Linked DNA regions of Homo sapiens: region 1 is linked to region 2. Evidence: read pairs that join two places in POLR2A ChIA-PET (ENCODE). Cell type or tissue: Panc1. All regions are shown on one strand. Each heading gives the region's core, and the rest is flanking DNA. Links, peaks and the distances in the headings are about the cores only. Region 1 holds the start of LINC01018 (long intergenic non-protein coding RNA 1018). Region 2 has its middle 28 kb from the start of UBE2QL1.

Region 1 (14,069 bases), core at 1,650-9,649, 170 kb before region 2:
TGACTCCTGGCTCTGCCGCGGTGGCCTGTGTGCCTCCACAACAGCCCCTTTGACCCCCGCCTCTGGGGTTCATGTCCTGGTGCATTCTCCTGTGTGTGTGGGCTGCACCTTGTGACTTGCTTCTGATGTATAGAATGACGATGGGGCAAAACTTCCAATGAGATTATACAGAAGACTCTGACTTCCATCTTGTTGGTGATACTCTTGTGCTGTGTCGGGGTTCCCAAGACCCACCCGTGGGTTTGGTGAAGACTCCCAGGACTCAGCACCTAGTCCTACTCTGCTATGATGTATTACACAAAAGGCTTGTGACTGCAGCAAAGGGAAAGGCACATGGGGTAACATCTAGAAAAAAACAGGTGCAGGCTTCCGAGAGTCCTCTCCCAGAGGAATCAAACAGGACAGACTTGATTGACCCAGTGAGTTGTGATTACACATGCAAAGTGTTGTCTTTCAGGGAAGCTCATTAAAGACTCAGTGCTCAGGGAGCTTACAGGGGTCATGTGGGCACCTGTCTGGCACCTCCAACATTCCAGACTCCCGCAGGGAAAGCAGGCACTCAGTGTATTGTTTGCATAAACAGTTTAGGCACATTGAACCACTCTTACCCGTTGGGATGTTGGGAACACTCCCAAAATCCAGGTTCCCAGAGGCCAACTAAGGGCCAGTCTTGCATTCAGGCCTTTTTAGGGAGAGTGGCCTTGGGCCTGCTGGGTAAAGTCCTCACACCTGCCTTACTGCAATGAATTAAGTGCAGCATTGGAAAAGCAAGGAACTGAGGCCCTTAGTCCAGCAACTGCCTTGGACCCTAATCCAGCCAACAACCCCATACATGAGCTTGGAAACAGATCCTGCCCTAGTTGAGGCTTGAGTCAACCCACTTCTTGAGAGATGTTAACTTTAAAAATACAAAAGCACTGTATTAGTCTGTTCTCATGCTGCTAATACAGACATACCTGAGACTGGCTAATTTATAAAGGAAAGAGGTTTAATTGACCCACAGTTCCACATGACTGGAGAGGCCTCACAATCATGACGGAAGGTGAATGGGGAGCAAAGTCACGTCTTACATGGTGGCAGGCAAGACAGCTTGTTCAGGGGAACTCCGACTTATAAAACCATCAGATCTTGTAAGACTTATTCACTACCATGAGACCAGTGTGAGAAATCACCACCCCCATGATTCAATTACCTCCCACAAAGTCCCGCCCACAATACATGGGAATGATGGGAGCTACAATTCAAGATCAGGTATCATATCAACCACAATTAATACATTTAGAAAACAGAGGAGACTTTATTTCTTGTAAAGGTTTCAGCCTGCAAGGTGGCCATCCTGCAGCCTGGGAAGCACAGCCTCCAGCCAAGACCAGAGAGAAACACCATGGAGGAAGAGAAGCTGGGACAGGAGCTTTATGCCGAACTGGTTGGCTAAACATGCATATTCAACAGGTGACAGGAGGAGCTATGAATATTCAGGATGGTCCTGGCACATGTGTATGGGACAAATGTTCGTGTAACATACCACCCATGTTCACTTTGGGATGGAGACTTAACATTTAAATGTACTACAGTTAGACCCTATATGTCAAAAGGTCTTTTCAGGACATGAAGGTGTCCAAGTGTACAGCCAGCCAGGACCAGTTCATGGTCAGGAGAAAGTTACTGGAATCAATCGCTTTGTACTACAGGCTCTTTGTAGTATACAAAGAGATTTCAGTAAGTTCAAGTCAAAGCTGCAGTTATGGCTGGTGGAATGGGGTCGGTTGGTTAACGTCTCTGAGCTGGATGAGCTGGAATTGTTTAACGTATCTCGAGGCCAGTGCTTGTTTAGTTGCTAGAGAAAAATACCCTTGGCCGTTAGAAGAAAGGTTAGGGATGTGTGATGTAACCCTTGCCTGGCATGGCCTTGGGTCCTGTTTACAATCTGGTATCTTACTGCTACAGAGAGTCTATTTGCCAGTCTTAAGATCTCTGTGTTAACATTAATGTCGGTCAGTTGTGTCTAAACCACAAAAGGGAGGGGGTAGAATGAGGTGTGTCTGACCTCACATCCCACTATGGCTGGGAGTTTAGTTTTAAGGTTTTTCTGGGGTCCTCTTGATCACAAGGAGTCCATTCAGTCAGCAGGGGGCTTAGAAGTTTATCTGAGTTTACAGAGACTTGGAAGCAGAAGACCCAGTTAAGCCCTGCCAGCATTTGTGACCTACAGAAGTTGTGAGATATTAAATATTGTTTCAAGCCACTACATCCTGGGGTAATTTGTTACAAACCCATAGATGACTGATACAGTCACTTACTTCTTGACTATGTGACCCTGGGCAAGTTTCTTATCATCTCTGGGCCTTTATTTCCTCATCTATAAAATGGGCAGATGGTAGCACCTACCCAGTAAGGTGTGCTGAGGCCTGAGTTAGTGAATACGTGTGTTGGGAAAAAGCTGAGTGTTGGGAAGAAGCCGAGGCAGGGCTTGCATGTCTGACATAAAGTAAAAGAGTCTTGGAACATGTCCGGGGTCCAGGGTCTAAAACCCCTTGTGCCCTTTGGCACACCAAGCTCTGTGCTAAAGAGTGGAAGGCTACCCTGACGTACCTAATCTAAGCCCAGGGCATAAAATCCCTCGTGGCTTGGATAGAATCCAGGGCTTGTGGCTCCGGAATGTGTCTAGGCTTGCTGGCTCCTTGCTCCTTGCTCTCCCAGGATCGATTGTATCTTGAGTTAAAAGAACCTGCTCTCCATTATCTCAAGTAGAGCAAATGCTAAACCATCACAGCTATAAATCATGTGCTTGATGCAACACGCCCTTTTGACCCCCACATTCTGGCCACCTCCTTCTCTGTTGGATTACCAATAAATAGCGTGGGCTCCCAGAGCTCGGGGCCTTTGCAGCCTCCATGATCGCGATGGTCCCCTGGCCCCACTTTACTTCTCAAACTTTTTCTCAATCCTTTGACTCTGCCAGACTTCGTCACCCCCACGACCTGGTGTTGGGTCTGATCACCCCAACATATGTGCAGTGCACTGAGAACGGCACCTGACAGCTAGTGTTTCAAGGTGGGGGCTGGTTGGGGTGCGAGGTGCTAAGACAGCACATTTACTGATAATCATTTATTTATCTATTTGCTAGTGAATAAAACTTTTTGACTGGGGGATCCAAAGATAAGGTGGGTGAAGCATATAGAACTTAAATGTCATCTTTGCTCACATATTTGCCTGCTGCAAAATCTTCAATACTAGCAGAAACTAACATAGTCACTGAATCACAGCCCTGAGAACCAAGGAGCATCACATAGTTCATGTGTTCTTGTTCTAATTTCCTTTTATTGGTCTGGGGAGGAGGTACCTCGTGCCCTTCTGCTGAGCTGTCAGTGTCAGGGCACCCTGGAGCTGGTTGCAGCGGGAAACACAGAATTGCATAACTGACTGCTTTTTAATGTCAAACACGAATTTCTACTACCTACCTCTCACATCCTCAATGCCAAACTTCAGCATCAAAGATTATTTTAAACTACCTTATGAAAAACTAATAAAAACTAGAAAACATTGGCCCTGCACTCCAAGTATCCAAGCACCCGGCAATTGATGCAAATTTGTGTTCTGATTAGGTCATTAGGTTATTTATAAGATAATTGTTGGTGTCAAGAGAACAACTTCACTTTACAATTAAAATTGAAATATCTGTGGTATGCTTTTCCAGGTGGATTTTGGTTACAACAAATGACATTTTCCAGTATCAAGATCTCTGAAATTTCAACCCATTTTAAACAACTACAATATAAAGGGTCCAGAGAATGTACTAATGGGATATTACCAGAACCAGCACACAGATAAGCCTCTTCATAAAACTGATCACCTTTCACGATCGGCCCTGCCCATTTGTATATTATGGTGTGTGTTAGAACTTGTTAGACAAATCAATCTTTGGAAGCCAGTTTCCCTGGGAAACACTCTGCGCTAGAGATTTGCGTGCAGGAAGTTTGGATCATTCCCTGCAGCTGAGTGAAAGAAGCAGGGTTGGGTGGATGGGGCTGAAGGAGACATGGGGCTGTGTCGCAGGCATGACAGGCCCCAGCGGGTCCCACGGGGTGCTCTGGAGCTGCATGACGTGGCAGAGTTGGGGTGAGAGTTGACACCGCACCTCCAACATCAACCAGCCGTTAGATGTGGGGTGTGGGCTGCCCTGGGAAAGATCATGACTTCGGCAGGGAGACTTTCTTCAGCTGGGGGAACTCCCCAAGAGTGTCCCAGCTACCAGCTGAGACTGTCTCAGCTCCTGGACAGCTCCAGACCTGAAGACCTCCTTATCTGCTCCACCACTTCAATACGTCTGTTCACATGGTTGAGTAATGATTAGAAAGACAGCAATAGGAAGTATAACCTCCAAATCACTAGAAAAGAAAAGTCACAAAATTGCATCAGTCTAAGGAAAGAGAAGAAAGGAAGAAAAAAGGATAGAAGGCTGGGTGCGGTGGCTAACGCCTGTAATCCCAGCACTTTGGGAGGCCAAGGCAGGCGGATCACGAGGTCAGGAGATCGAGATGAGACCATCCTGGCTAACACAGTGAAACCCCGTCTCTACTAAAAATACAAAAAACATTAGCTGGGCGTGGTGGCGGGTGCCTGTAGTCCCAGCTACTCGGGAGGCTGAGGCAGGAGAATGGCGTGAACCCAGGAGGCGGAGCTTGCAGTGAGCCAAGATCGCACCACTACACTCCAGCCTGGGCGACAGACCGAGACTCCGTTTCAAAAAAAAAAAAAAGATAGAAATAGCAAGAAAACATACTAACCAGAAAATGCAAAACAGCTCACAAAATGGAAATAAGACTGACATACGTAGGCAAATGCTAATGCAAGATGCAGGTGTGGATACTTAATTTTAATTATGTTTTGAATAGTTAAACACTGAGTTCAATATTTGAGAGATTCAGCTCTGTGAAATGCTCCCTCCCACCCCCTTGCCCAGCCCCATCCTCTGTGGGCAGCCAGCAGTAACAGTTTCCTGTCCATCCCTCGAGATATTCTGTGCAGATAGGTAGATATGATTTTCCCCTGTTAAACATTTTTTTTTTTTGAGACAGGTTGTCACTCTGTCACCCAGGCTGGAGTGCAGTGGCATGATCTTGGCTCACTGCAACCTCCACCTCCCAAGTTCAAGTGATTATCCTGCCTCAGCCTCCCCAGTAACTGGGATTACAGGTATGCACCACCACACCCAGCTAATTTTTGTATTTTTCATAGACATGGGGTTTCACCATGTTGGCCAGTCTGCTCTCAAACTCCTGACCTCAAATGATCTGCCTGCATTGGCCTCCCAAAGTGCTGATATAGGCATGAGCCACCTTGCCCAGCCGTGTTACACAAATATTGACATCTATTCAGAATGTTTTGTTCCTAGGATTTGTTTTTGTTTAATCACAGGTCTGACAGATCATTTCCTATCAGTACATAAGGAGGTCATTCTTTCCAGAGTGGCAGAGGGTCCCTTGTTTATCCAGACCCCTGTGAATACATATGTGGATTACTTCCAATCCTTTGTTATTACCTACAAAGCCTGCAATGATAACGCTGTACCTTTCATTTCAAATATTGCACACGTGTGTGCGTTAGAATAAATTCCTAGGAGTCGTATTTATTGGTCAAGGAGTATGTGTGTTTTAAATTATGATAGGTATTAGGTATGTCAATATATCAAAAAAACACAGTTCATGGCAAGACACAGAAAATAGGGGAACAGGGAAACTTTCTACATTTGATATTTATAAAAGGAATAACCTGTCAAGAACACATGACAGCACTTAATCTTAAAGCACCTTACAACAATCACCACAAACACAAAATAATTCAAAAAGAACTTAAGCACCTTACAACCACCACCACAAATACAAAATAATTCAGAAAGAACTTAAACAAGCACCATACAACAATCACCACAAACACAAAATAATTCAAAAAGAAATAAGCACCTTGCAACAATCACCACAAACACAAAATAATTCAAAAAGAACTTAAATAAGCACCTTGTGACAATCACCACAAACACAAAATAATTCAAAAAGAACTTAAGCACCTTCCAACAATCACCACAAACAGCAAATAATTCAAAAAGAACTTAAACAAGCACCATACAACAATCACCACAAACACAAAATAATTCAAAAAGAACTTAAGCACCTTACAACAATCACCACAAATACAAAATAATTCAAAAAGAACTTAAACAAGCACCTTACAAGAACCACCACAGATACAAAATAATTCAAAAAGAACTTAAACAAGCACCTTACAAGAACCACCACAAATACCAAATAATTCAAAAAGAACTTAAACAAGCACCTTACAACAATCACCACAGATACAAAATAATTCAAAAAGGACATATAAAAGCACCTTACAACAATAACCAAAAAATACAAAATAATTCAAAAAGAACTTAAAAAAGCACCTTACAACAATCACCACAAATACAAAATAATTCAAAAAGGACATATAAAAGCACCTTACAACAATAACCAAAAAATACAAAATAATTCAAAAAGAACTTAAAAAAGCACCTTACAGAAATAATCAAAAATAAAAAATAATTCAAGAAGAATTTAAGCACCTTATAACAATCACCACAAATACAAAATAATTCAAAAAGAACTTAAACAAGCACCTTACAACAATAACCAAAATGCAAAATAATTCAAAAAGAACTTAAACAAGCACCTTACAACAATCACCACAAATACAAAATAATTCAAAAAGAGCTTAAACAAGCACCTTACAACAATAACCAAAAAATACTAAATAATTCAAAAAGAACTTAAAAAAGCACCTTACAACAATAAACAAAAAATACTAAATAATTCAAAAAGAACTTAAAAAAGCACATTAGAACAAAATATTGGGTAAAGCAAAAACTGTTACCAATATAATAAGAAATAGACAAATCTACGGTTATATAAAAAATTTTTAATACTAGCATCTAACAGAAATTGACAAAATACAGGGATTTGAATATCAATTAACGAGCTTGAGTAAACACAGAATAGTGTGATAGAACACATGGTACAGGTGATCAATAACTCAAAAGCATATTCTTTTGAGAAGACCAATAAAATAAGACAAATATATGTTAATTGCTCAAGGAAAACAGAAAGAGAGAAGGTCATTACACTAATGGAGACTCTTACGCTTGCAAGAACATACTAAGTCCACTTGCACACCAATGGATTTGAAAATATACATGAAGTAGAAATAGCCAAGTAGGCACAAGTTAGCAGCATTGTTCCAAGAAGAGAAAAGCCTGAGTAGGAATAATATTCATAGAAAAATGGAAAAGGCATTTGGAGATCTACCCATTTTCATACCCTTTAGCCCCAAGAAAAGAGGCACTAGGCCAGGGAGGTTTCCAGGTAAGTGTTACCACATTTTCAAGAAAGATCTATTTTCTGTGTTAAACTCATTCTATAGAAAAAGCTGGAAATTTCCGCCTGCCATTCTGTGATGCTAGCATATCCAGGAGACTCACGGTAGATGAAGGTACCCACAGAGGAAACACTAACACTCTTACCATCGCCGACATAAATAGGCCTCATAAAACATCAGTGGCACAAATCGAGCAGTGATTAAAAAAATGAGCCTGTCACGATGCATTCATGAAACATAAGGAAGTATACTCTCATATAATGACATGCTTATACATTTATTAATCATTTGTATGATAAAATATATATGAATTTACATCTTTAATATGACATAAGGAATTATAAGGAATATTATGAAGTTAAAGAATAAAATATAATTATTGATACACTAAAATCCAAGATTCATTCCTTATTTTAAAAAATAACAATAAACAAGAGTAAAAGGAAACTTATTTAATTTGATAAGGCGTATGTACCAGAAATCCTGTATCAAGCATCATACTAACGGTAAAATATTTTGTTTTAATTGTTAACATTTTAAATGTATTTAAAAATAGAGAGGGTTTCTCCATGTTGGCCAGGCTGGTCTTGAACTCCTGGCTTCAAGTGATCTGCCCACCTCGGCCTCCCAAAGTGCTGGAATTACAGGCATGAACCATTATGCCTGGCCTTAACGCTAAAATCCTAAAAACAGAAACAAGGTAACAGATGTTGCTGTCAACATTCCACATCTGAGGTGCAGCCTTGGGAAGATGAGACTAACACTGCCCCTATTTGCACTTCATATAATTATCTATGTAAGAAAATAAACTGAAAAGGCATAAAAGCTCACAATAGCTTAATAATTTTTTAAAGATGAAAGACATTATAAGAATTTTTTTAAAAAGTGACACACTGGGACAAAGTATTTGCTGTGTATGTTAGACACCCCACATCCATAATATGTAAATAGCTTCTGCAAATCAATAAGAAAAAGATGAGTCATTTGAGAGAAAATTTGGCAAAGGAGTAATTTGCAAAAAAAAGAAAAGGACATACAAATGGCCGATAAACAGCTCCACTTATACTAAAAACTAAAAAATGATAATATGAATGAATTTAAATTTTTACTCTTCAAAGTGGTACAAGTTTAAGGAGTAGAGACATTCAGCTAAGAGGATGCTACAGGGATATGGGTACTTTTGGAATAGCTGGGTCTTCTTGCAAGGTGGGCTTTCCATGTGCTTCTGATCCAGAGAGGTGGTGGTGTTTGTGTTTGACGAAGCTGCTGACACTGCTGTGCTGACATCTGGCGAAGTGAAGGTCTGAGTACAGAGAAGGTGGCTACTCTAAGACTTCCACCGCAGTAGTTGCAAAAAGCCAGCAAATCAGATGGATGATGACCTTCACTTACAGCAGCTGGTCCTCCCATGGTGCTGCTGGACAATGGCCAAGTTCATCCCTGGTCATGGCTGTGCTGGCTGTGACGTCTCCAGAGGTGGCAATCATGGCAGAATCCTTCATTAGCGCGAGATGCACAAAGAATCAGAACAAAAACTGCAACTATGTTCTTAAGCATCACCGGAAAGTCCGAGACCACGTTTTTTGCCTGTACTCTTTCACCGGCTGAAATTAATTCTTAGGACAACATCATCTGCTTGTTATAAACTCAGGCAAGAGGGTGGCATCACACCTTTTCTGCATCATGCTGTATATTGACTTGCTTGTTTTGTTTACTGTCTGCCTCCTTCCCTTTTGAAAGCAAGCTCCATGAGGACAGGGAAGTTCGTCTCCATTCCCAGTGTTGGCCTCAGTAAGTGTTTGTTGAATGAATGTTGGTGAACAAATAAATCCCCAGCCTCTGGTGTTCTGTGCAATCCCAGACTCTCCAGGGGAAGCACTGAATTACTGGTCCCTGCCACAGGAGACTTCTCTGCTGTGCTGATCGGGGTTGCAGTTTGGAAGGAAGGAGGTGGGACCAGCGCTCTGGCCATCCATGCAGGAGGTGTGTAGGGGTCTTTGATTTGCCTCCCTCCCCACACTTATCACGGGACTCAGGGAAGGGCTTTTGACCAACCTGCCGGGGACACCTGTGTAACCAGAGTAGCTAACTCTGATTCAGGCAATGCTCATTCACCGTCTTCTACCTGAGCCACAGCTCCCCTCTTGGAGCCCCTTTTTTTTCTTGGCCAACATTTGTCAAGGGCTTAGTGTCTCAGTTCAACATGGAAACACGCTCCCTGGTGGCATCATGACCTGACTCGTCTTCCATGAAGAAGCTGAGGTGCAGGCAGAGGGGCTTGCTGGGGGATGGAGCTGGGGTTAGCTGCTAGGCTGGGCTGGGACGGGAGCCTGGCCAGGCTGGTTGTGATGCTGGCTGGTGGCAAGGAAGGAGGAAGTGTTCGTGCACCCAGCAGATGTGAATCCATCTTACCTGGTGAATACAATGTCTCTAAGATGCCAGCATGAGATCGCACTCAGTGCTCTGAGGGACAGAGCCTTGTCCTAAGGGAGCCGCAGTCCTTAAGGGAGCTAACCAAGCTGAGGCGCTGCCTGGGGAGGGAGGGTAGAGTAGAAGAGCAAGGCTGAGTGCCAGGGAGGAGGAGGGAGGGGGTGGAAGAGAAGACACGGGTCTGCCTGAGGGTTGGGGCCAGATCTGAGGGACAGGGAGGACTGGGTAGCAAGCCGGGGGCGGAACACCCACTACCCGCAGCCCTAGCCCCACTCCGCTAAGTCTACACTAGGACACTCACCTGCTTTAACACTGCACACCTGTGGATGTCTTAGAGGCACTTTTCATGCTGTTGACATGTGAGGAACCTGGGGCTCAGGATGGGCGCCGTGTACCGCAGCCACCTCAGCCGGCCCAGTGGCAGAGCTGGAGTGTGCTGTGTGTAAATGCCTCCACAGTCACCACACGCTGATCTGGGACATGATATTCTGTCTCCACCGCCCAAAGCAAGGTTTGGCAAACAAGCTTCTCTAGAGTTTCTGGATTTCCCAGGAGCTGTAAAAAGTAAAAAAATAAAACCTCACTAGCACTGTTGGAAATCATTCCTTTTTACATTCTGCTTTAAATCCACATTTTTAAGCAATTCCAAATTGAACTGGCTTAATTGCACCCTCTTTCAGGATGCTCCTAAGAGAAGTGGGTGCCACGTGGTTGCCTTCCCTGTGAATTTCAGGGATGGATGACTTTTCTCTCATGCCCTTTGGGGACTGGCCAGTGTTTGGGCACGGTGTCTGGTGTGTGCTGGGGCAGCAGGCGAAGGTGGCTGCCTCTCAGGAAAGGAGAGGGGAAGATGACTCACTTTGAAGCTGGCCTGGGCTGGGGGGCCTGCCCTTTTCATTGCCTGCTAGCGAATTGTTTCAGTTTCCTGGGGCTGCCATCACAAAGCAGCACAAATTAGAGGCTTGAACAACCGAGATGGATTGTTTCTCTGTTCCGGAGGTGGGAAGTCCAAAGTCAAGGTGTGGGCAGGGCTGGTCATCTCTGAGGGCTGTGTGGGGAGGACAGGTTCCAGGCCTCTCTCCTTGGCTTGTCCATGACCATGTTCATGGTCACACTGTGTTCTCCTTGTGTGTGTGTGTGTGTCTGTCGCCACATTTCCCTTTTTCTGTAGGGACACCAGTCATATGGGCTGATGCCTCACCCTGATAACTCGATTTAACTTGGTAAAGACCCTCCCTCCACATAAGCTCCCATTCTGAGGTACTTAGGATTAGGACTTCAGCACATGCATTTCAAGAGGGACACAGTTTAGCCCATTGCACGCATCCTGGGGCCAGGTGCAGGGAGCACACAGCGTCAGATGGAAGATGGTCATGGCCATCCTGAGCAGCTGGGTGGGGCGCTGTGGAGGAGAGCCCGAAGGCCAGGCTGATGGGCTCTGGTCCAGCACAACTGCAACTGCACGGGGCTGATGGGGGTTTGTGATGCTGACTGTTGTGATGCTTTGTTCACAGGAGGCTGGGTGACGGCAGTGAGGGGAAAAGACAAGGTTAGCTATGAGCCCAGCACCTCAAGAAGGAACTGAGCCCGGGATTTTTTTTTTTTTCATCATCCCGAAGCAGAAATTGCATACCATGAGGGCCAGGTGCTGGGCTACCTTGTCTCTTGACCTTCCAGGTCCTCACTGCAACCTGGAAACAGAGACACTCACTGTTGCCATACCCTTGGCCTTCCCATCACCAAGGCTGGGCAGAGTGGTTTGGACTAAAGATTTGATAATTAGGAAAAAATTAAAGCCCCAGCTCATCTTCTCATCTTCCCCTTCCAGGGAGAACACAGAGAGGACTGGGCCTGGAGAGAAGAAGCCGACCGAGCATGTTCCGGGGAACCGGCCATGGCCCCCCAGGGCTCACCAACCAAGGGGAACTGCAGGGAAACAGCTTCGTGGAAAAACTCCCTGCCTCTTCCTTTTCCCCTTCTTCCCTCCCTCGGTCCTTCCCTCTAGTCTACCACAGCCCTCCCCTGCAGCACACACAGTCTGGATACTGGCCACATCCTTAAATACAGGCCTTGCCCTGGAGTGGCTCCCTGGGTAGTCAAACTAATTCTCAAATCAATATGTCATGTATCATGGGCATACTATATCACATATGACATATGTGATGTATATGTATATGTGTTAGGTAACATCCAATGATATCATGGAAAGACAAGTCCCTCACTCCCTGCTGAAATTTTCAGCTGCGATGTGACCTCGGAGTGGGGGCTGTGCGGCGGGGTCGAATTCCTCAGGGGAGAGACTGCCTCGTGCTTTTATTAGGGGGTAGAGTTTAAAAGCATATGTATTTAGCATTATGAGTATAAATTCTGCATTAAGAATATAAATTCTAGTTCTATGAATATAAATTCTACGTTTGGAAGAGGAAACTACAAACTTAGAAAAAATAACATAAACTGCAGAAAATTAACAGATTTTTTGCCTTGTGGAGCATAGAAAATCCACCTCCTGCGGTGACGGCACCCTTACCCTCATTTACTCCCATCCGGAGTCTATGGGGGAGGTCAGCGTGGGGAAAGAGATGCTCAGCTTCGTCCAAAGCGGTTTCCAAAGGTCCCAGAACCCAGGGCTGTAGACGCAGAAGGCGGGGCGGTGTCCACACTCGCGCACCGCAGCCCGGTGGCTCTCAGGCCCCCACCAGGCGCGACCCTTCCCTCTCCTCTGCCACCTGGAAGGGACGGAGCACCTGACGCGCGCATCGGGGGCAAACGCCGCAAGTTTCTGTGACGTGAGGTCTTTGCAGGTTGCCGGGGCCTTCCTCCCACAGGGACACGCGGCCTGCGCCCTCCTAGGCGTGCAGGTGCGGCTGGGAACTGGCGCCCTTCAAAGCCCCAGTGTCCCGGAGCCGACAGCGCGCGGGTGGAGGAGCTGCAGAAAGGGGCCCACGCCGCAAAGGCGCTGTTGTCGAGGTCCCCCATGGGGTTCCAGGGCTGGTGCTGGCGAGCCCCGGCCGCGCCGCCCCATCTTTACCGCGCACCCCGGCCGCTCCGCCCCCTCTACCGCGCACCCCGGCCGCGCCGCCCCCTCTACCGCGCACTCCGGCCCGCCCAGCCCCCGCGGCCCCGCGTTCCCCGCCTCCCGCGGCTCCTCAGCCCAGCGGCCAGCAGGGGATGCTGCCGGGCTCCGAGGCCCGGGTCCTGCGCGGCGCCGCGGGGAGACACGCGAGTCCCGGGCCGGCGCCGCCCTAGGCCGGGAGGGTGTGCAGCGTGACTGCGGCGAGCCCCGACGCCCGAGAAGCGGGGACCTGCTCTCGGGGGGATTCTTTGGAGACAGCCTGGGCGCTGGGGAATCCGGCGGGTGGGGAGGACCCAGCTCGGCCCTTGAGGCGCTCAGGCCTAGTCCAGGCCATACAGGTGTGCAGGACAGGGACCAGCCACAGGCCGCACGCACCTTAATATGCAGTGAATAAAAAAGACCAGACGGACCTGGGGTTGATGACGCCATCTGAACAAAGCGTCCCCGCCCCACATACCGTTCGCCCCTCCTGAGTCCGTCTCGTCGGTGGGAGCAGAGCCAGGGAAAATCACTAAGGACTCTCCCCTCCAAGGCGAGGACTTGCCTGACCCGCTTAGGCAGCGCCAGCCTCCCAGGTGCAGGTGGCTTCGCCCTCCCCTAGCTGGAGTTAGGGTGTGTCCATGCTCTGAGTCCTGGACTCCAGGAGGTACTCACCGTGTCAGCAGAAGGACGCATGAATCTATTTGAGGTCACGTACCAAAGAGCTGCAGCGCCTGGCTCCTTAATGCAGAGGCATTAGGAAGCGAGTTGTCTACTTGCGATGAATGATGAAGGACTCCACTTTACAGAGGAAGAGAGAAAACCTTGCCGCAAATCAGTCACCTTCGGACTCCAACCTAATTGACCAAAGTTAGGTTATTGATGAGGTTATTGATGGGCTGGACACCAGTGAGCTGAGAACGAGCAGTAGTTAATCCCCAGTGTCCACAAAGAGCCTGATGGCCACTGTCCCTCCATGTCCCCTCCCGGCCCAGGAGTCAGCCAGGCACCTGGGCACCGTTCACTGGGTTTTCCTGCAGGGCTGTGTGGGGGTGAGCACAGGGTGGCCCCTCTCCTTCCCGAACCCTTAATTTCTTATTGTTATATGTGTCCTTCTCACAGGGGAAGCTGAACCCAGGATGAGCTTATTCAAAAATATGTTTTTCTATTCCCCTCA
Region 2 (14,869 bases), core at 4,419-12,418:
GCGGCTGAAATGTATTCTTAGCTTGCGTTGACTTTTGTTGATTATGGAGTCCTGCAGGTTTGCTCACAGTGGTGGGGCTGCTCTTCCTTCTGCCTTAGGCTTGCATCTCCCATGCTCTGGCGAAGCTGTTGTATTTCAGTAGAGATTTTGGTGAGTGGTCTCTGTTGGGTTGATTTTCCGGGCACCACCAACAGAATTACTTAATTGGGAGCAAGTTATTTAACTTCTGTGAAATTTGTGTTCTCATTGATAAAATGAGGATAGTACCTTCTCATAATGATTGCCAGATTAGATGTAGCATTTCCAGAATTCCTAGCACATGAGTCACTCAAATATCTGTGATCTGAAAGACATCAGTAATGGTTCCCTTCAGCTTCATTTTCATCTCAGGTGTCTACAGCATCGTGATTCAACTGGGGAATTTTCGACTTTGGCACTACCAACATTTTGGGCCGAGTGAGTCTTGGTGGTGGGGGTTGTCCTGCACATCCTAGGATGTTGAGCAGCATCTCTGGCTTCTACTGTCTGGATACCAGGAGCAACCCCTATGCCAGGTGTGGTGGTAAAAAATGTCTGCAGACATTGCCTAGCATTCCTGTGGGGGCAAAATCACCCCTGGCTGAGAACCACTAATTTAACCTAAAAGGATAGAGTTTCTAGTTATGAACTTCAGGCTCAAAGTGAGTTTGGAGGATTCTCCAGATGCCACCCTACAGCTTTCTGACATGTCTCTAAGGCATGTTAACACAACTCAGCCTCCCTAGTAGTTGGGATTATGGGCACGTACCACCACACCTGGCTAATTTTTGCATTTTTTGCAGAGACCGGGCTGGCCTTTAACTCCTTGGCTCAAGTGATCTGGCCACCTCAGCCTCCCAGAATGCTGGAGTGTACCCAGGTTGTCTGTGCAAAGAGAGGAATAGGCACTTGAACAGAAAAGAGATGCTGCTCAGAACTATTTAGGGACTGAATAGTGTTGTTAGAAATCTGAGTAAAAGGATGTGGTTTTGAGGCTATGACTACCCCTAAAGAAGATAATTGGTACTAGGAATTTGCCGTGTCCTTAAATCCTGTGACCATCCTTAATTTTCTGTCTGCTTCCAGAGAAATGTTGGAATAATTTTATGAACAGTGGTTGTACCAAGCATGATAAACTTTATTTCATTTTTTTGAGTTGGAGTTTCACTCTGTCACCCAGGCTGGAGTGCAATGATGCGATCTCGGCTCACTGCAACATCCGCCTCCCGGGTCAAGCGATTCTCCTGTGTCAACCTCCGGAGTAGCTGGGATTACAGGTGTGCACCAGCACGCTTGGTTAGCTTTTCTATCTTTAGTATAGATGGGGTTTCACCACATTGGCCAGGCTGGTCTTGAACTCCTGACCTCAGGTGATCCACCTTCCTCGGCCTCCCAAAGTGCTGGGATTACAGGCGTGAGCCACCGCATCAGGCCATAAACTTTATAGTGCTTCTACATTACAAATGTCATTTGATTCAATATCTATGTCTACACATCAATAGATGCATTCATGCTTCCACCTATTCATTTATTCTTCCATCCATTCATCTATTCATCTGTCAAAGCCCCTTAGAGGTAACCTATCTCAAAAGGCAAAAGGCTAAATGTTTTAGTCTAGTGCAGAGAGAATCAGGATCTCCAGTATGATATGCTTTTAAAGATTATATATATGCATATATACACACACACATATAGGTATATATATTTAAGTATACATATATATGTAACATATAAATATTTTTAATATATGATATGCATATATATTAATACATATGTTATCATAAATGACATAATTAGAATCAGGTACTCTAGGTGTATGTTCTCCAGTAAAAATGGCATCAGGCATAGAACTTGCATATGTTAGTGAGAGGGAAGACAATTTCTGTTCTCAAGGACATTTTAATCCAGTGAAGCATAGCATATGAATTAACAGAGTATATTTTTAAGAAAAAAGTAGCAGGAAATAAGAACATTATTATTATTATTAGCATTGTTATTATTTGAGACAGTGTCTCTCTCTGTCACCCAGGCTGGAGTGTAGTGGCACCATCATAGCTCCCTGCAGCCTCGACCTCCTGGGCTCAAGCAATCCTCCCACCTCAGCCTCCTTAGTAGCTGGGATTATAGGCATGCACCACCACGACTGGGTAATTTTTGTATTTTTTGCAGAGACAAGGTTTCACTATGTTACCCAGGCTGGTCTTGAATTCCTTAGTTCAAGCACTCTGTCCACCTCAGCCTCTCAAACTGCTGGTATTACAGACATGAGCCAGTGTACCCCACCAAGATTACATTATTAAATATGTATTTTCTTGTGAAGGAGAAAGATGGCTTGGTAATTGGGAGACTGTTATTTTCCTTATGAAAACTTATTTCTCTGTGCTCTTTGAGTCAGTGATTTCCTTTTGCTGAGTCTCAGTTTACTCACTTTTAAGATGTTTTCATTTCTATCTATTGGAAGTTCTTGCTAGAGCTTATTCCACGAGAAATTTGGGACTCCTCCATTGGCTGATATCACCTAGTCGATTCCTGTTTTCCTCCTTTACTTACACATTTTCAAAACTAGTTCTTAATCTCTTGCTTGTCCGAAGGAGGTTTTTCCTACTGTGTAAATGTTTGAGTCTAGCTGGTTGATTTTTATGAGCTGTTTGCCTGAAGCTTGACAAATAAGCCATCATTTAACCAGGGCTTTTACTTTATGAAGAATGAGAAAAGTTAAGCTGCAGTACTGCCAAATTTGATCCACAGCACGCTCGATGTCACAGGTACACTTACAGATGTTTTTATTGGAAACCCCCTTTTATTTGCCAGTTTTCATCCGTTTCCCATCTTTACAAGTTGTAGCTTATGTCTGCAACTCTCCGGATTTCATCTATTTCCAAAGTCAAATGATTTTTCATTTATTTGAATCAAATGAGGTCTGCTGTTAGTCAATTTTGCAGGTGTGAAAAAGATATTGTTCATTTTTTTCTACAGCATTTCCCTTTACTGTCAAATGACAGATTCTAGCAAATCAAAATTTGACGGGAAAGCAGTCTTTGTATTTACATACTCAGAATAAGCAATAAGCAGGTAACTTTTAAAACTCTTCCTTTTAACCTAAGAATTTAACTCTTCCTTTTAACCTGACTAATAAATAAAAGTTTCATTCATTCACTCTTCATTTATTTAATTAACATTTGTTGAATATGATAGACTTTGCTAGGCTTTGATAGAAAAAGAAAGCAAAGAAGGAAGGAAGGAAAGAAGAAAGAGAAGGAAGGAAGGAAAGAAGAAAGAGAAGGAAGGAAGGAAGAAAGGAGAAGGAAGGAGGGAAAGAAAGGAAGAAGAGAAAGAAAGAAGGAGAAAAAGAAAGAAAGAAAAGAAAGAAAGAAAGAAAAAGAAAGAGAGAAAAGAAAAGAAAAGGAAGAAAAAGAGAAGAGAGAGAAAAGGAGAAAGAGAGAGAAGGAAGGGAGGAAGGGAGGAAAGGAGGGAAGGAGTAAAACACACCATCAGGGTTTTCCAGGCCTATCTTCTGGTTCTACCATTCTTGCCCTGGGCACACACAGACTCACCTGCACAGGGGTGTGGGGCTGTCTTGGAAAAAACTGGTGCTTGGCTCCCTGAGGGCCAATGAACTAGAACCTCTTGGGTGAGACTCAGACATGGGTAATTTGAAAATCTCCCAGGTGTAAAGTATGCAAGGTTGGGATTGCTGGCCTAGTTAGACAGGTGGGTAAACAGATCTCCCATGTGATGCGCTGAGTGCCCTAACAGAGGCTAGTGCCAGTGCCAGGATGGAGGGCACCTTGGTTCTGCCTGGTAGACAGCACACCCCGTAAGAGGCTGGGCTGGACGGGGAGGAGGAGCCCCTCACAGCTGTGCACGAATGCCTGGTTCTTGGGAGCACAGCAGCCTTCCAAACGCATTCCTGCTGGGTGAGGCCCACGCTGTGGTGCTGTGGACAGTGTCCTAAATGGCCAGTGTGGCCGATGTGAGTGGCCCAGGTGGATGGTGCTCCCCTCTAGGGCCACACACTGACTGTGGATCCCCCAAGGGACACTGAGGACAGACTCAGACTCTGAGAGGGGGGCGACCTTGGTACAACAATCCCATAAGATGAAGGTGCTGGCCTGTCACCTGTGGGTCACTCCCTGGTCTGCATTCTCCACTATGATGAGTAAGAAACACATCCTCCTGGATGAGGACCGAGGGCATATCACCAGACGGATTTGCCCAGCCGGGACAACATAGCATGATGCCCCCCTCTGCCCCAGCGATCCCAGACTGGAGGCAGAGATTCCATCAGGAAAAAGGGACTGCAGAGATGGCACCCCTGGTGACTCGTAGAGTTAAACAGAGTTAATCAGACTTCCTTCCTTCCTGTGTTTTTCCTCTAGATGGAAACCTTTTAAAGTTTCAATTCATTATTAAAGAATGCTGACAGATCTGCCCTTGCTCCATAAAACCAACCCTTCCTAGCACACGGCAGGGTCCCAAGTATTCCAAAGGGTGTCTGGTGGGACTGAGAAGCGTGACTGCAGGTGATTGTTTATAGCTGGCTTTAGTTTTTGCCTGTGTTCTCTGTGGCCCTCTCTAAGTTCCTCCTTGGCCTTTAGAGTGTGGTACATATTCACTTTCATGCCCATATCACCTCTCTCTGGTGAGTGCTTTTATTTGAACAGAGGAAGTTGGGCCAGGCAGAAACTCAGCACCATTCAGGTCAGCAGTGACTCAGGAGGAGCCCTGAGGGACAATGAGCTGGGGCCACGGAGTCCAAGCGCACGAGGCTGGCACTCTGGCCATCACCCGTGCCTCCCACAGCCCTGCCATGGCCTGGGTCCCACATTCCTCCCTCGGAGACTCCTTGTCCCCTTGCACAAATGTGCCTATTAAATTCCCAGCTCCTGGCCATGTGTGGTGGCTCTCGCTTGTAATCCCAGCACTTTGGGAAGCCGAGGAGGGTGGACCACAAGGTCAGGAGATCAAGACCATCCTGAGACCATTCTGGCTAACTTGGTGAAACCCCGTCTCTACTAAAAATACGAAAAGTTAGCCAAGTGTGGAGGCGGGTGGATGTAGTCCCAGCTACCCGGGAGGCTGAGGCAGGAGAATCGCTTGAACCCGGGAGGCGGATGTTGCAGTGAGCTGAGATCGCGCCACTGCACTCCAGCCTGGGTGACAGAGCGAGACTCCGTCTCAAAATAAATAAATAAATAAATAAATAAATAAATAAATAAATAAATTCCCAGCTCCCGAACAAAAGAGATGGTCAACAGGGAGTGCTGGGAAAATTGAGGAAATCATACATTTCAAATATTTGTTTTTGTTTTTGGTGGAGTCTCACTCTGTTGCCAGGCTGGAGTGCAGTGATATGATCTAGGCTTACTGCCACCTTCACCTTCGGGGTTCAAGCGTTCTCCTGCCTCAGCCTCCTGAGTAGCTGGGACTACAGGTGCATACCACCATGCCCAGCTAATTTTTGTATTTTTAATAGAGACGGGATTTCATCATGTTGGCCAGAATGGTCTCGATCTATTGACCTCGTGATCCTCCCTCTCGGCCTCCCAAAGTGCTGGGATTACAGGCATGAGCCACCACCCACCTCCACATTTTCTTTTCTTTTCTTTTGTTTTCTTCCCTCCCTCCTTCTCTCCCTCCCTCTTCCTTCCTTCCCTCCTTCCTTCCTTCCTTCCTTCCTTCCTTCCTTCCTTCCTTCCTTCCTTCCTTCTCTCTCTCTTTCTTTCTTCTTTAGTGAATTCAGCTTTTTACCACTAGCAAAATTTCTCACGTTGACTTTTAATGAAGTGGCCTGTGCTTCACTGTGGGAGCCCAGCAGAACCATAACACAGAACGTGAGTAACTGATGGAAAATGGGCTGGTTTCCTGGAGCTGCCGTCAGGAAGCACTGCACACTGTGGGGCTTAAAACAACTCAGATTCATTCTCTCGCAGTTCTGGAGGCCGGAAGTCCAGGATCAAGCTGTTGGTGGAGCCACGCTCCCTCCAAAGCTCCAGCAGGATCCCTCTTCACCTCCTCTGGCGTCTGGGGGCTCCCGGCCATCCTGGCGTTCCTAGGTTTGCAGCTGCCGCACTCTGATCTCTGCCTTCCTGGACATGCAGCCCTCTTCCCTGTGTGTCTCTGACCTTACATGGCATTTTCCTTTTGTTTTCTTTCTTTCTTTTCTTTCTCTCTTTCTTTCTTTCTTTCTTTCTCTCTTTTTCTTTTTTTTTTTTTTTTTGATGGAGTCTTGCTGTGTCACCAGACTGGAGTGCAGTGGCACGATCTCAGCTCACTGCAACCTCCGCCTCCTGGGTTCAAGCAATTCTCCTGCCTCAGCCTCCCGAGTAGCTGGGACTACAGGTGCGCATGACCATGCCCAGCTAATTTTTGTATTTTTAGTAGAGACGAGGTTTCACCGTGTTGGCCAGGATGGTCTCAATCTCCTGACCTTGTGATCTGCCTGCCTGGGCCTCCCTAAGTGCTGGATTACAGGCGTGAGCCACCGTGCCTGGTCTTTCCTCTTCTTATAAGGACACCAGTCATGGGATTAAGGCCCACCCTAATGATGTCATCTTAATGATATCTGGAAAAAAGCCTATTTCCAAACAAGGTCACATTCACAGGTTACCAGGGTTAGGACTTCAACATATCCTTTTAGGAGGCACAATCCAACCAGAAGGTGAGAGGAAATAAGAGTTATGCTCTTCTGAAAGATGGCAAACATGGGCTAGCAAGAAGGTGATGGTGAATGTGGGGAGCACGATCTTGGAGGGGTCTCCGGAGACATGAAGATGGGGCAATCGCAAGTCCTCTGCCACGTACCTTTGTCCCATGAAACACCTTCCAGTTCCCGTGGCAGTGGTTTTTCACTTGTGAATATGGTGTTAGGTCATTGACAGAATGTAAATGGACAGAATTTAACCATCTTGATTTGTGGGGCAGAGTCCACAGTCTGTCTTCCAAGCCGAGTTTTGGCTGGACTGGAAGGGGGAACTGGGTCAAGGTGAGCAGACACAATGAAGAAGGCGGACGATGACTTCATCTGCAGTTCTGACCTCAGGCACATACTTTACAGCAGGGCCCGGGCACGATGTGGCACCTCTGCAACCCCCGTCGTGTCTTCCATCTGGTGATGCCTGCTGCTCTGGGAGCTGTCCTGGCAGTGTGGGTGCACCCTCGGAGCTGTGCAGCCCTGCCTCTGATTCCAGAGGCAGGGAATTCTTCAGTTTAAAAAACAGAAAACAAATCATCAGATCCAAAGGCTCCAACACCATAATCACCATACTTAGAAAAATAACCATAAAGCTGAAGGGCTATACTTGTCCTCTAATTTAAAAATGTAAAATCGTAGAAGCAAGTTTTCCAGTGACACATTTGTGACACACAAGGGGTTTCTGGTTTTCTCTAGAGGAGCTGTAGGGGCTCTTAGATGCCATAAGAGCTAAATTAAGACTGATTTACTTTAATTACAAGGATGAAGAGAAGCAGTAGGAAGTGGCGGGTTGGGCTGGTAAGTGTATGAGCTTTAGAATTGGTCAGACCCAGTTTTTAATCCTGATTCTATAAGTCCTAGCTGTGTGAACAGGTCAAATTCTTTTAGGACAAATGCAAGTACATTTAACCTCTGCCTTGGGCTTGTGGTGGGTTGTGCCTGATAGTGTGTACAAAGAACTTGGTGTGATGCCTGGGACTTGGTGGGTTCTCAGCAAGTGTGTCTCTGCACAGAGCACTGATCAAGGATCAAACCCATGAATGCAGCGTGTTATGGATGGAACTGTGGTCCCCCCAAAAAGATATGTTGAAGCCCTGACCTCCCGTACTTCAGAGTGTGACTTTATTTGGAGATAGGGTCCTTACAGAGGTAATTAAAGTTAAAGCAAGTCATTAGAGTGGTCCCTAACCCGATCTGAGCTGTGTCCTTGTAAAAGGAATGTGTGGACACAGAGACAGCCATGCATAGAAGGAAGGCGTGCAGTGGAGTGGGTGGGACACAGGGGGAAGATGGCCAACTACAAGCCAAGGAGGGAGGACATGAACAGAGCCTTTTCTGGCATCTTCAGAGGGAGCATGGCCGTGCCAACACCTTGATCTTGGATGTGTGGACTCTCCAAACTGTGAGCAATAAATGTCTGTTGTTTAAGCTCCCAGTCCATGATACTTTGCCGCGTGTGCCAGGACATTAATACACAAGGGTTGAAGCATCACCAACGCAGGAGATTGGGGGCACAAATTCAGTGGATGCCGTAAAAGTTGGGGGCTGTTTGCACCATCGGGTCTAACCGTACTCAGTACAAGATCTGCATCAGCTCCCGTAAATGCCACAGCCGCCAAACACCAGTGAAAGCACAAACATTCAACATAAAGGTGCCCTTTTTAGCAGCCGCCTTGCAATTTCTTTCTCTATTTTTATTAGTTAGGTCTATAAAAAGACCAGAACATCTTGAAGATTGGGAAAGCATTTGGGTGCAGCATAGCCACTGAAAAACCCCCACCAGAGAGAAGAGCTCGAGTGCATCTCTGACATCATGCTGTAACAATGTATAATTATAGGAGATATTATTAAATTGTAAAATGTGAAGCTGGGAAAACATGTAATTTGGTAAGCTCGGGCTCCTGCCTGGTGTAATTACACGCCTCTCCTTCCGTTGACATTGTATTTACAGGGCGAATATTTTCTGGGCTCTTGCCAGTGGTTAATGTGAGACACGTCAGAGAATATGCCAAGGTGACAAGTCAGGGTCAAAAAGAACACTCATCTTATTTAGTACATAATTTTTTATTTACACTATGACGTGATAAGATTCATCATTCACTTTTAATGAATGCTGACTGGAAAGTTAATGGTGACTTCCTTCCTTAACAGTCTAGTTGCTTCTGTGGACTTTGTTTTAAATGGCCCGCTTTGGTATTTATGATATAATCATTTAGAAATGTAAGTTAGTAATGATTGGATTAGATGAATGACTTGAGTTTAAAAACATTGTAACAACTTATAGCCTGAATCTTTGGGGATTAGAGCAGATTTTTCAGCCTCGGCACTATTGATGGTGGGGTGGGGTGGGGTGGGGTCCCTGGCCTGTGCATTGCAGGGTGTTTACAGCACCCCTGCTGTGACAAGCAAAGTGTCTCTAGACACTGCCAAGTGACCCTTGTGGGAAGGGGGGTGCAAAATTGCCCCAGCAGAGAATCCTGGGCTATGGGAAGGGGGTAAAGGATTATGCAAGGATTAGTCAAGGTCAAATGTGGAGTGAAGTCATAGCAGCTAATGCACCATGCCTGATGCCGGAGTAGTAGAAAATCAGTGTGGATTTTTATCTCTGGACAATTCCACTTTTCCAAGTCAATTGTCTTGTTTGTTTCCCCAGTTTTGTATGATGAAATCAAATACATAGTTATTGATAAAGCTGAAGTGAATGCTAAGATTATAATCCTGTCCAGAAATACTCGTAATATGTAATTGATCACAGGGAATGGGGAGAAATGGACCCCTATCCTCTTTAAGCATGGTCTTTCCTTTCTAGCACTCCTTGTCCCCACTGGTGGCATCATCTTGTTTAGGGCTCCCTAGCTGATCTTAGCGCTTCCAGGAAAGTTGATTTGGAGGGTGTTTAAATTAGCTGATCATTAAAATTAGCCCACATGGCCTTGGAAGTAAGCAATGTTGGAAACTCATTGCAGATTATTAGTGAACAGGGGTGCCACAGGTATGAGGGGCATGAGGCTGGGTGGGCGACCAGGGCCACAGCTGACCCAGGCCTTCTCAGGCTGCCAGCATGGATGCCACTCATTGTTTTATCATCTGACACCTGCTTTTCCTCTTGCCCTCCAAGATATCCAAAGAGATGATTGGGGCCCTTCATGAATCTTAAAATATCCCGTGGTTTCTGGTGTCCAGGGTCCCCTTCATTTCTCTTCCTGTAAAACGGGTGGTGGGGTCAAGGGCATTCCATTTTCTTCCACTCTTAAAACCCGGGGCCTGTCCAGGTCTTCAGGCTTCAGCTCCCCCTTCCAGGTCCCCACTGTCCATGCACACCCCCACCATGGGGGCACGCGACCCTACAGCACTGCAGTCTCTCTCGTGGCCGGCAATACACCAGAGTGCCTCCTCAGTTCATCGTCAGCAGTGTGCGGTCCCCAGCCTCTTTGGCACGAGGGACCAGTCTTGTGGAAGACAATTTTTCCTTGTACAGGGTGGTGGGGGAAATGGTTTTGGGATGAAACTGTTCCACCCCAGATCATCAGGCATTAGATTCTCATTAGGAGCTGGCAACCTAGATCCCTGGCATGCGCAGTTCACAATAGGCTTCCTGCTCCTATGAGAATCTAATGCCACCACTGGTCTGACAGGAGGCAGAGCTCAGGCGGTAATGCTCACTCGCCCGCTGCTCACCTTAATGCCAACACTGGTCTGACAGGAGGTGGAGCTCAGGCGGTAATACTCACTCGCCCGCTGCTCACCTTAATGCCAACACTGGTCTGACAGGAGGAAGAGCTCAGGCGGTGATGCTCACTCGCCTGCTGCTCACCTCTTGCTGTACGACCTGGTCTCAGTTCCTAACAGGCCATGGACCAGTACCAGGGTTGGGGCCCCTGGCTCTTGGTAACACAGGAATGCACCTCCTGCATCCTCACAGGACCTTCCAAAAGGGCTCTCTGGTCAGAACTGTATTTTTGAGAAATTTCCCTCCCTTCTTGATCCAATGTCCCTTTTAGAGATGGTCTCCATGGACAGGTTCCTTCCTGTGGTCCCTGGGAAGGGCCATGCCTTCTGGGCACCCTGATGCTGCCCTGCCTAGTCTCCCAGGCCAGCACAGTCCCACGTTGTAGTGATGCCCTTCCTCCACTCGGATTCTCATCCCTTTGAACGAGGTCTGGGTTAGCAGCTCCTTTTCTTCCTTCTTCCTTCCCAGAGTGACTTTATCATCAAGTGGAAGCCAAGGAGCTTCATTTGTGCTTTTACAGTTATTTGTAATTGCCAAAGTAAGATATTTGTTAAATATACTAAAACCTCACCACATCTGCAAGCAGCAAACATCCCTTCCCCTGCCTGTCCCCTGAGGAGTCATTCCTGCACCTTTGGACAGTGTCTTGCCTCTGATGTTTGAACAAAAGAAACTGCCTGCCTGTGTGTTTTGGGTGAACTGGGGCCTCTGCAGCCCTCTGTGACATCCTGTACCCACCGAGGTCATCGCTAACATTGTAAGCCAGATCCCTTGCTAAGGGTCTACATGGATTCTCTCACTCAAGCTGCATTTTTGTCCATAGAAACTAAGGCCTAGAATGATGGAATAACTGGCCCCATGTCACTCTGGCAGCTGTGAGCTTCAACATTAGAAACTAAGGCCTAGAATGATGGAATAACTGGCTCCATGTCACTCTGGCAGCTGTGAGCTTCAACATAAGACCATAGCTCTCCCTCCCTAGAATTAGAGAGTGTAGGAAGAGAGGAGAAAGCACCCTTAAAGCAAGCCAGTGGAAGTCAATGTCTTCCTAAAGTGCGTTTGAGGACTGCCCTGTTATTCTCAATGTCTGGTTTGGACACTGGTTCTGACATCCATTGTTCACGTTGAGATTCCTATCTTCCTTAGGATAAAAATTTGGCCCAGGGTATTCCCTCTTTTCCCCAAGGTCAAGGGTGGTCTTGACGCAAGTGAGGAATAGACCTAGGTCTTCTGTCTTTAGTCCCATGTTTTTTTGTTTGTTTGCTTGTTTTGTTTTTGTGGGTTTTTTTTCCAGAAAAAAAACATCTTTTCACCTAGAGAAGGTGGAGGGAGGGGTACAGGGCACTTGTTCTCTTGCTTCAGAGCCATGGGATGCAGCGAGTTCCAGAGGTGAGGCTTTCAGGGAGGTATTTGGCAGAGGCATCTCATGCAGGTCACCAGGTGTGACTGGCTTCACAGCAAAGGCCCCACTGGAGGGAGAGTGGCAGCCAGGTCAGCTCCATGCCCTCACGCTCTCTTCCCAGGATCTCAGGAAACCACTGGACGTGTCTCAATGCCTGCGTTTTCATGTGCAAGACAGGGGATTTAAAAAGATGGGGCTGCCTAACTTGGACTGGGGGTATGAATTGCATGAAAGGCTTAAAGCCACTCCCTAGGATAGAGCCACGCTGTGCTGGGTTGGCTGACAAGACACTTCACGTTAAGCAGGAGACGCTGCATTGAAGGTTGTTTATTGAAATGTTTCTGTATGGAGGAACAGAACAGCATGGAGACTTCTCTCTGTGCACTGGCCGCTGGGACAAGACAGTGCAGTTGGCTGTGTGTTAAGGGAGCTCAAAAGACACTTCCCCATCTTTTTATCATTGCTTTCCAGAATACTTCAATGCATCTCTCTCTGTGTCCACCCACCTGGGCAAGGTACGGGGACGATGGCCACGACACCTGGAGTCCCCCAGCTCTCCAGGACTCAGCAAGGAGCAGGTGAGGGTGCAGGCTGTCTTGCTTGGGTTAGATCCACACCCCCAGCCTACCTCACAATGAAGCCTCACCAGAAGAATTTGGTGTGTGCTTCAAAGTGTCCTTAGCTCTGCCAGGTGGAGTCAGCCCTAATCTCCATCTTGACTTGCGGAATTTAGGATGCAAGGAGATGCACTGTTCCCTTGGTGTTCTGATTCAAACGCTTTCCCCAAGAATTGGTTGCGTGTCTTCCATTGGTGACCGTGCATCTGGAGACCATGAAGAAAGCACAACATTATTAACTTAAAAGATGGAGATCATGGCCAAGCATGAATACCACTATCCTGTAGCTTTGTTGCCCCCAGGATGGTTAGTTTGATGTGTCTCTTTGGCTAGGCTACTGTACTGTTATTCAACCAAACACTGATGTAGGTGTTGCCGTGGAGGTATTCTGTAGATGCGATGGTAGTGGATTGGATAGTGTCTCCCCCAAATTCATGCCCACCCAGAACCTCAGCACATGAGCTTATTCAGAAATAGGGTTTTTGCAGATGTAATTAAGGTCAAGGTCAAAGTCAAGATAAAACACTGGATTAGGGTGGGCCTTAAATCCAATGAGACTGTCTTTATGATGGAAGAAGATGCAGAGATGCAGAGGGGAAGGCCAGGTGAAGAGAGAGGCGGAGATTGGAGCAATGCAGCCACAAGCCAAGGAATGCCTGGAGCCAACAGCAGGAAGAGGACAGGAAAGATTCTCTCCAAGAGCTCCCTGCTGGCACCTTGATTTCAGACTACTGGTCTCTTGAACAGCGAGGGAATAAATTTCTGTTCTTTTTAAGCCTCCAGTTTTGTAATGTGCTAAGACAGCCTTAGAAATGAGTATAACACCCCACAGCCAGCTCCAGGCTTAGTCCGGGTCCTGGGGGCTGCAGGTGGTTAACAGAGTTCTGGATTCAGAGACAGAGGTTTTGGTTTACATCCCAGTGACAGCTCTCAGAGCTGCATGGACTTGACCATATTTCTTCATTTCACTGAGCCTTAGGGGAGGACTAATATTCATTCACCACTGTTTTGAGATGTATAGTAGATAATGCCCGTAGGGAGAGCCTGTAAATGGTCATGGAATGAAAAGGTTCTGCTATGATGTACATATACACCCACACACAACGTTCCCTAAATTACCTGTGAAACTCTCCCCATGCTGGAAAACGACTCTGGAGGTTTTATTTTATAATGTATTTTTGGTTGCTCAAGGATTGATTTTTTAGTTCTAGGATTTCAAAAAAAAATCAGTTTGCTGCTAGTTTGGCTTTTTGCCCTTTCCCAATTCCTCATCTTTCTAGCATGTCAAGAGACAAAAATAAATAAATAAATAAAAACAAAAACAAAAAAGGGTGACAATTGCGGATCTTTCCTTTATCCTGGCTGCAGCTGGGAAACACTTGGTGGGGTTGGGGGCAGATCGAAAAATTGTTTACTTTTTTATGCAAACTCTGACTCTACCTTTTAAATGATCACTGATTTTGTTTTCTAAGATGGGGCTTTAAGAATCTTCATTTAGGCTGGGCGCGGTGGCTCACGCATGTAATCCCAGCAGTTTGGGAGGCGGAGATGGGCGGATTGCCTGAGGTCAGGCGTTCAAGGCCAGTCCGGCCAACATGGTGAAACCCTGTCTCTACTAAAAATACAAAAAAAAAAAAAAAAAAAAAAAAAGAAAAGAAAAAGAATTTGCCGAGCATGGTGCTGTGCACCTGTAATCTAGCTACTCAGGAGGCTGAGGCAGGGGAATTGCTTCAATAAGGGAGGTGGAGGTGGCAGTGAGCTGAGATTGTGCCACTGCACTCTAGCCTGGATGAGAGAGTGAGATTCTGTCTCAAAAAAAAAAAAGTAACTTCATTTAAAATAATAATAAAATAGTTGATTGTGATGCTTATGGTCCTAATATTGCTTTAAGGACATCATTGGTACAATGAATACCATTTGAATATGAATTATGAATTAAATAAATGGTGTCAATGTTAAATTTTGATACTAAAGTGTGGTTATAAAAGGGAAGTCTTTGCTTTTGGGAAATATATATAGAGAAGTATTGAGTGATAAAGGGATATGATATTTCTAGCTAACTCTCAAATGATTCAAATGATAATAATATATATATAAACAGAGAGAATAATAAAGCACATAGGGAAAAATGTAAGTAACTGTATATATGAGTAAAAGATATACTGAAGTTTCTCATTCTATTCTTGCACTATTCTTGTAATCTAGAGATTATATCAAAATAGAAACTCACCAAAAACAGTTAAAAAATAAAAATAAAATTGTCACTGAAAATGGATTAATCTTGTTTATCTTAAGAGTTTTTATCAGTTCATGTTTGGACTTAATGATTGTCAGTTTTTATCAGTTCATGTTTGGACTTAATGATCTGATACAGAGAGCACCCGACAGACAGAAAGGAGAGGAGTGAA

What was found. Peaks named below come from ENCODE experiments on the same cell type or tissue, not always from the same donor. Only the 100,000 strongest peaks of a DNase experiment are listed, where the experiment ranks them.
Region 1: POLR2A ChIA-PET joins it to region 2 with 17 read pairs; 3 of 35 experiments call an interaction of 5 or more read pairs at or near these places.

What each region holds. Positions count from the first base shown.
Region 1 is chr5:6,582,100-6,596,168 of GRCh38, reverse strand. It overlaps LINC01018 (long intergenic non-protein coding RNA 1018), which reads right to left and starts at 14,033. Exons shown (of 5, transcript NR_024423.2): 1 at 13,903-14,033; 2 at 13,568-13,749; 3 at 12,368-12,566; 4 at 10,142-10,395; 5 at 7,669-9,941. RefSeq lists silencers at 12,693-12,854, 12,902-12,951. In Panc1, for the core only: no CTCF peak of the experiment used is centred there; no DNase peak of the experiment used is centred there.
Region 2 is chr5:6,413,389-6,428,257 of GRCh38, reverse strand. No RefSeq gene overlaps it. Among named protein-coding and RNA genes, the nearest start is that of UBE2QL1, 28 kb to the left of the region's middle. In Panc1, for the core only: no CTCF peak of the experiment used is centred there; a DNase peak (open chromatin) is centred at 8,867.